Linked DNA regions of Homo sapiens: region 2 is linked to region 1. The links are chromatin contacts, found by Hi-C or POLR2A ChIA-PET in ENCODE. All regions are on one chromosome and are shown on one strand. The core of a region is the stretch at or near the end of the contact, and the rest is flanking DNA. Distances in the headings are between cores, read along the strand shown. Region 1 overlaps RFX3 (regulatory factor X3). Region 2 holds the start of UHRF2 (ubiquitin like with PHD and ring finger domains 2).

Region 1 (4,400 bases), core at 202-2,701:
CCTATCCCTAACAAAAACTTCAATCTATTATTCAATCTATTTGTACATGTCTTTCATAATGCCTGTAGTTACCTTTAACCATTCCTCTTTATTTCTTCACACGGATTAAAATTTACCATTAAGTGTCCTTTCATTTCAACCTGAAAGACTCCCTTTAACATTTCTTAGAGTTCGTGAGAATCCTTTCAGTTTTTATCTATTTGGAAACGTCTTAATTTCACTTTCAGTTTTGAAGAAAAGTTTAGCTAAATAGAGAATTACTGGTTGACAGTCTTTTACTTTCAATGTTGAAAATGTCTTCTAGCCTCCAGGGTTTCTCGTAAGTCAGCTATTAAGCCTATTGAGGATTCCTTGTAACAAGTCATTTTTCTCCTGCTACTTTCAAGATTTTTCTTTAAATTCAACTATGATGGGTCTAGGTATGGATCACTTTGGGCTTATTCAACTTGGATTACAGTGAGCTTCTTGGATGTGTAGCACAGAGTAATATTTTTCAGCAAGTTTGGAAAGTTTTCTGCCATTTTTTTTTAAATATTCTTTCTGCCTCATTCTCATCTTCTGGGAATCCTATAATGTCCATGTTGGCACAACATTTAATGGAGTCACATAAGTCTTTTGAGACTCTGTTCATTTTTCTTTCTGATCCTCACATTGAACAATCTCTATTGACCTAACTTCGAGTTAAAAGATTCCTTCATTTGCCAATTTATATCTGTTGTTGAGCTCCTCTAGTGAATTTTTCATTTCAGTTATTATACTTTTAAGCTCCAGAACTTCCTTGTTTTTTAATAATTTCTATCTTTATTGATACTCTTTCTCTGGTGAAACACCATTCTGATGCTTCCCTTTAATTCTTTAGACATGGTTTCATTTAGTTCTTTGAATGTATTTGTAATAGCTAACTTAAAGACTACAAAGTCTAAAATCTAGGCTCCCACAGGGACTTTTTTTGTTCGTTTTTTATTATTTGTCTCTGTGTGTTTTATTTCCTGTTTCTTTGCATTTCTCAATTTTTGTTAAAACTGAACATTTTAGGTAATATATTTTAACAAATCTCATATCAGATTGCTCCACATTATTCCCCTAAATTTTTTAATCATCAGTGTGTTGTTTTTCTTGATGCTGATTCTTTAGTACTTTCATGAACGAATTTTACAGATCCTGTATTCCCCGTAGTGTGTGGCCACCGAGTTCTCTGCTAGAACTTTTTTTTTTTTTTTTTTTAGGATCTTGTTTTTATTTGTAAGCCTGGCTTCCAAGAAGTCATACCTGGACCAGTAAAATGTAGTAGTCAACCAATGATCATTTAAAAGATTTCCTTAAATGCTTTGCCTATATGTCTTCTACCTTTTGCCAAAGAAATCTTCATGAGAAGTCATACCTTCAAACTTCAGGAAGCTTACAAATAGCACTGATTTTCACTTCCTGCTTACACAGTGCCTCAAGATCAGTCAGAGGTGACATTCTCCTTTCCCAGGTCATTTCCGGGCATGTGTACAGACTTGCACATTGTACAGCCTTTTAAATACCCAGGAATATGCCAGAGCTTTCCAAAGTTCCCTATAGTTGGCTAGTTCTCCAGACTTTCCTTTTAAATTCCTGGCCAGATTCTTCCTTTGCCTCAACTGAAATCACAGCCTTAGGCAATTGACATTTTGCCAACAGTTTGCTATTGTTTCAGTAATGCCCTGGGGGTAAGCTTTTTCTTCCCCCAACTGAGCTGAGTTCAGAGTCAAATCAAATATCCAGCCACTCTCTCTGAAAAGAGTTTTCCCAGGGAGCTGCAAGTTGGGACAAAATATTAACTGTGCTCTGGGGATAGTGCCTTCAATGGGGCTCCAGAAGTGGTCAGCTCTCTCCATTGTCTGCAATACTGCCAGCTTTTAGCTACACCACTAAGCTGGAGAGAGAGATGAGAATAACCCCAAGTTAAAATATCGCAGACCCCACTGGTCTTCCCAAGATTCACTAGTTTTCTCTTGGACAGATGATTTTCAATTCATACTCCTGCTTAATTGCCAGAATTCTAAAATGGCTGATTTTCATTATTTTACCCATATTTTTGTTGTTGTATAGGCAGCACAAATTCACTGAGGCCCTCACTCCACCATTCTGGAAGTTGATCAAGTTCTGTAATATTCTGAATTTATAATTTTCAGGACAAAAAGATCTTAACCAAAAAAAACAAACCCTCACTTAGTTTGATTTTTTAAAAATATACTTAAAATTTTTAGATCACTGATTCTTATCTCTAATAGAAACTTATGAAAAAAATCTGTATTTCAGTACTTAAATGAGAGTGAAACAGATCTGTGAGACAGGAAAAAATAAACTGCATAAACAATTTATCACATCTTTCCTGTTAACTAATATGTGAATCATCAAAAACAAAGGTGATTACTGGTCTCAGAGCCACTCTCAGTCCTAAACGGCCTCTCAAATCTTTTGGGGACAACAGAAACAAGTAAAAGTGAGGAGGAAAGCCTAGTCCATCTTGTCTTACTTGGCTGACTGAGGCCAAAACCAACTATACTCTGATAGTAAGAAATTTTTTTAAAACCACAGAAAACTGGAAGTGGGAAATCGACAGAAAAGAAGAATCAGATACTTGACTTAGGAGGCAACCCTATCTCTTGAGATTTCTCTGAAGAGACTCAGAACAGAGATTGAGTTTACCTCAGATTCACCCAAGTATAGGCCAAAATCGCGGGCTTCTGGAAGAGAAAAGAGTTGTTCATTACTATTTCTCTTTTGTTAGCTGGTATTGGCAAGCCAAGGAAAGACCAAAACTGTCAAGGTAGGCCGAGAAAAGTAAACATCTTTTAGCAAGGCTTTTATTTTCAAGAATATTGTCGCATGTTTCTTTTGCTTTTCTTTTGTTGTGTAACAAACCACCCCAAAACTTACTGGCACAACAACCACCATTTTATTTGGTCATAATTCTGCAATCTGAGCAGGGCTCAACTAGGCAGTTCTTACAGTCATCTTGCTGGTGGTCATTCATACTACTGCTTTCAGCCAGCAGGTGAGAAATGAGATCAGCTAGGATACTAGCATGGCTAAGCATCTCTCTCCATGTAATCTCAGAAATTCTCCCTCTCCATGTGGCCTCTTTTCCACTGGGTCTCTCTAGGAGAACGGTCAGATTCTTACATGATGATCCTCTCTCTCGAAAACACAAAAGCATAAGTTGTCGGGCCTTTTTGCACCCAGACCTGGAAGAGCTTTAATCCCTTTGCATTCTCTTTGTTAAAACAAGCTACAGGCCCAACCCAAACTGAAAGGAAAGTGACTTCACACGAGCATGAATGCCATCAATGTAATAGACAACTAAAACATTCAGGCCAATGTTCAGATGACTGGAATGGACACAACCACAAGAAACTATAAAATGGCTAAAGCTTGAAGACTGAGCAATTATAGTCAGATTCTATTCTCTGTTCTTTCCCACAATGAGAGTCAATCTACGTTCACCAGGAATCTTAATTATAAGTGGAACCTGTTAATCACTTAAAAGCCATATGACCTTAGACAAGTCAATTAATCTCTCTAAGCTTCAGCTGCTGTATTGTAAAACAGGAAAAATTATACATGCCCTGCCTGTCTTAGAGGAACGCTGTAGAATAAATAAGAGCTTTGAAAGCTGTAAACTGCTATACAAATATAAGGAAATATTATTTAGCTGACAGGATGGTAAGTATAATCAACCTAGCTAGGCTCCATTCTCCTCCCTATTAATAAAATTATAACCATCATCAATTACCCTATATGCTAAATGACTACCACAGCAATATTATATATAATAGCAAGCTAAAATTACATTATGTTTTGTTACTATGAAGAATAATAACACTAACTACAATTTATTATTGTCCAATTATATGTCAGGTGCTGTTGGTTACTTTGGATAATCTATAACCCTTACAATAACTCAATACGGTAGGTATTATCCCTCATTTACAAATAAAGAAACTGACACTTGGCTACTTTAAGTAACCTGCCCATAGTTACACAGCCAGCAAATGAAAAATCCATTCTTAGCATCTAATGCCTAATAGGCACTTGATAAATATTTGTTGGATAAATTAAAGAACAAATAAAGCCAAGGCTATCTGGCTTTAATGCAACGTTGTTCAAATATATCAAAGGATTTCTCTCTCACAATCCTTATTTTTATATACAGCTATTAAAACTGTAATCATAGCAAACACATCTAACTAACATGAACAATTTAACCTTCCACATCAAGAAAATAGTTTCCCATCTGAAAAGTACATTTTTTAAAAAAAAAAATCTAATATTTAACCTATCTAATGAATTATTTTGAATTATAATGATCATGTTATAATGTGGGGACATCAACTGGAATAAAAAGCAAAAAAAAATTACATACAAAAATC
Region 2 (3,948 bases), core at 15-2,514, 2.9 Mb after region 1:
CACGCCTGTAATCCCAGCACTTTGGAAGGCCGAGGCGGGTGGATCACGAGGTCAGGAGATCGAGACTATTAGCCGGGCGCGGTGGCGGGCGCCTGTAGTCCCAGCTACCCCAGGGAGGCTGAGGCAGGAGAATGGCGTGAACCCGGGAGGCGGAGCTTGCAGTGAGCCGAGATCGCGCCACTGCACTCCAGCCTGGGCGACAGAGAGAGATTCCGTCTCTAAATACATACATACATACATACATACATACATAATAAATAAAATAAAATAAACCCACTCACCCCCACCCCGACTCCCCAGCTGTAGCAGGGAAGGATTAAGAAGGCGGGGTGGGGGGTGGGGGAAGCCCTGTTAGGTAGTGCTGCGTTGGGCCCACTTCTGAGGGTTTAATCCTAGTAGGGTCTTTGGAGTTCTTTCTTCGGAGGCGCGTAGCTCTGCATTATTTAAAACTGTTTCCCGCAAACCCGCAATCCCTTAGGCCAAAGGCACCCCTAACGCGGAAAGTCTACGAACGGAAATGTCCGGAGTTAGAGAGCGGCCTTTCGGGCAGCTGCCCCGACTTCTCCAAGGCCGGAGGGCCGGCTGGGAGCGCTGCAAGCCAGAGAGGGCGATCCCAGCGGGACCCGCGGCCTGAGGATAGGCCTGGAGCTGCCGCCTCCGCCAGGCGACGGGAAACCCTCGGAAGTGGGTTTCCGCGCGAAAGTAGCATTGCGGCCAGGCGGGAAACGTGTTCGCGAAGCAGGAGGGCCCCCGGGGCCTTTCCCGGGCGACCCGACCCGCCAGGCCGCGTGGCGGGAGCTTTCCTGTTGAGCGCGGTGGAGCGCACACATTTCCTTCAGTTCTTTCTCGGAAGTTTAGGCCGCACCCACCCGCGCCCCCTTTCCAGGATTATACAAGTGCACGCCAGGGTTTCTTATTTTTGGTGTGTTTTTGAGACCAAAGAACCATATCCGCTAAGCCTGAGGAGGCACCCGCCCCCTCAGCTCTGAAACGAGGCCTCAAAACGGCAACCGATGTGGTAGCCGCGCAATCTTCCGAAACCCAAAGGCTAGAGGGCGTGCCCAGTGGCCAGGTGCAGGCGGTGGGGCAAGTAACGGCTTTTGGTAGCCCCGCCCCTCCGACCCGCCCTCTCCGCGCCTGCCCATTTTCGTTCCCTCGGGTCTGTAACCCTCTCCCGGGCCGCTTCCTCTTTAAGGCGGAGCCCGGCGTGGATCTCGCGAGATCCGGCTTGGCGCCGTGACCTCCATGTGGGAGCTCCAGCTCTATAAGTAAACACTCTGCGCGGCGCAGACATGGCCTCTTCCTATCTTTGAGGCGGTGTCTGCGGCAGCGCCTCAGAGTGGTTCCGGTCGTCTCTCCTCAAGTCGGCTAGTCGGGCGCGCGCGCTGAGAGTCGTCGCCGCCTGTCGGGCCCGGCGTCCGGTCGGTCCGGTGGGCGCGCTCGCCCGCCTGCCGCTGAGGGCCCGAGCCGCAGGGAAAGCGGCGCGGGCCGGGCGGGGCGCGGCGCCCAGAGCTCAGGGGGAGACAAAGGGGACCGGTTCCTCTCTAGGCGCCAAGATGTGGATACAGGTTCGCACCATTGATGGCTCCAAGACGTGCACCATTGAGGACGTGTCTCGCAAAGCCACGATTGAGGAGCTGCGCGAGCGGGTGTGGGCGCTGTTCGACGTGCGGCCCGAATGCCAGCGCCTCTTCTACCGGGGCAAGCAGGTGAGGCGCGCCCGCCGCGCCCCTAGCGAGGCTGGGGGCCGGAACAGCTGGGCTCCTCTGGACGCACCGGTCCGAGGGCTCTGTGCGCCGCGCGCGCAGGGCTCACCTGGCTCCGCTGCGGGTGGGCAGCCCCCGCGAGGCGCGGGGTGCGGGGCCCAGTCCCGCCGAATGGTGGGGAGTGGGTCCCTGCCAGCCCCAACTGGAGGTGCGCCGCGCGGGGTCAGAAGTGAGGGCGTCCGGAGCGCAAATATCTCGCCGTTTGTATTTGGTAGGACAGCGGCCGTAGGCACTGGGTGCCCAGGTCCCTCGCTTCCCGCGCTCGGCGGGGCCTGGGGCCCCCAGAGGGCGGGGAGGGCAGAGGGCTCTGGCGGCCATGCCACCGCGCGGGAGACCCGGAGAGCTGGCTAACCCGGCTGAGCGTTCGCCTGGCTTCCGCGGCTCTTCCGCGTCTTCGGCTCTCAAACAGGGGAAACTCGGGCATTGAGCTCTCAAGAATAAGAACCCTAACTCTGCTTCCTGACTGTGGTAGGATTCGCGCAAACTGAAGATTCGAAGGGTTTCCAGAACTTCTGGTCCCTCTCCCTCGCCGCCTTTCCTAGGTTTGGAATGTCTCGAGGGAGGTTAGAGACCTGGGCATGAAGAAACTGTCGGTTTAACCGGGGGCCGGGTTTACGAATGCCCTATATAAGCCAAGAGTTTTATTCCCGAAGTGAAAAGGAGTGTAAGACTGTTTGCTTTTCTTACTTCTCGCCTTCTAATACTCATGTCGTTCACGCTTTAAGCATAGCACTGCAGCATAGCCAGCGGTGCATACTTGAAGGCTGTCTGTGGGCATCTCTGGTATTTTTATGGTCTGGCCAGTCTAAGTTTTTTTCCTATTCCACAAGTCTCTTACAATCTATATCCCTAGCCACTCAGACCCATCGTATTTTTCTTTGTCTTCATGTTGTTGTTAATACACTAAAAAGTTGGCATCCTGAGTTGATAGACCACAGTTTGGCTCCAATCCTGTGGTTTTAAATAAGTGTAGCTCTTTGATTTGGTAGAAGTAGCCTACAGTTGCAAACTACTTAAAAGGAATATTTTCCTCCCCTTCACAGGCTTAGTCTTCGAAGACTGTCCAGAAATTTCATAGTAACAAATTACACTTTGGGAAGGAGAGAGCTTTTTTTTCCCCTTTCCTTCTCTCTTTAAAATAATGTTATAGCACCTTTGATTTGTGTTTGCAGCCAGTTTTGTACTGACTTCTTAGTGTTTGACTTGTAAAAACAGGTATTTAGTTGTAAGCTTTGCTTTTGAAATAATTGTACACTTGTTAAATACTACATAGATTTGCTTTGCTGTGCCTCAAGTGGCTGATACCGTTTCCTTTTGATCACAAGTGAAAAAGCATGTAATCGTTTGATGCATTTTATTTTCTAGCTGGGGACAAATAGTACATGAATTCCTAGGACACTGGTGATTTCAGCACCAGAGATAGAAATGAAGGATGTTCTTGGGCAACACTCCTAAAATCTTTATTATCAAATATGCTAAAATAATTATCACATATGGGATTGGGTTAAATTCAAGGCAACAAAGTAGACTTTCAGTAAACTAGGAAGCTCATTCCAGATTCCAGGGAAAACTGAGGATAACCGTTGTACTTCCTCTTCCAGGGTCCTAGTGGGTAATTCACTACTTGGGTTTCTTCAGCCCAGTGATAAACCAGTAGGGTAGAGGAATAGACCTTTGGTGCCAGCCATTAACTTGGAAACAGAAAAGGAAGGTCATTGGTACCAGCTGTGTGTTCACTTTCTTATGCGCTGACAAGTAGCTATGGCAATGAGTGTTATCTTTCGTGGTCTCTGGAGCTCCACAGATGAGGTAGCCAGCCTGTAGCAGGTAACTACTGGAATGGCATCACAGAGAGTCCCCGTCCTGTAAAATACCATGTCCTCATTGGAAAAAGGTACCCCTACTTCAAAATACTTTACTGCCACGTAGTGAAAAATGTCATAAATTGTAGACAATACATTTATTTTTATTTAAGTGGTACCCGCCCCCCATACTCCATTCGTATGTTAGGCTCCAGCTTTTAATCTTTGGTATGTATCAGAATCGCTTGTGGATATTTATTATAGATGTTCAGCTCACCCCAGAACTGCAAGTAGTTGAATTTAACAAGACCCCACGGGAGATTCTGATAACACCAGAGTTTAGAAAATGAATGTTGATAGATAGTCTCCCACTAGTCTCT

The links. Hi-C counts contacts between places; a loop is a spot of excess contacts on that map. ChIA-PET counts read pairs that join two places held with the same protein, here RNA polymerase II (POLR2A). Pooled maps may share reads with other maps.
Region 2: a loop to region 1 is called in a pooled map, with 8 times the contacts of the local background. The contact joins the promoter of UHRF2 here to the enhancer-like site in region 1. A Hi-C loop is called at or near these places in 1 of 37 single-sample maps with no recorded cell type and 5 of 50 pooled maps. POLR2A ChIA-PET finds 5 or more read pairs at or near these places in 1 of 52 experiments (B cell).

Annotation. Positions count from the first base shown.
Region 1 is chr9:3,477,205-3,481,604 of GRCh38, forward strand. The region is part of intron 1 of RFX3 (regulatory factor X3); the gene reads right to left. Among named protein-coding and RNA genes, the nearest start is that of RFX3, 47 kb to the right of the region's middle. RefSeq lists enhancers at 1,067-2,266, 1,289-1,338. Within about 2 kb of position 1,452, at least 7 of the 41 ENCODE cell types and tissues checked have a DNase peak (open chromatin) inside an H3K27ac peak, as active enhancers do; they include B cell, where a contact is called at or near this core.
Region 2 is chr9:6,411,935-6,415,882 of GRCh38, forward strand. UHRF2 (ubiquitin like with PHD and ring finger domains 2) reads left to right here and starts at 1,265. Exons shown (of 16, transcript NM_152896.3): 1 at 1,265-1,709. The coding sequence starts at 1,557. RefSeq lists silencers at 983-1,122, 1,403-1,582, 1,653-2,082.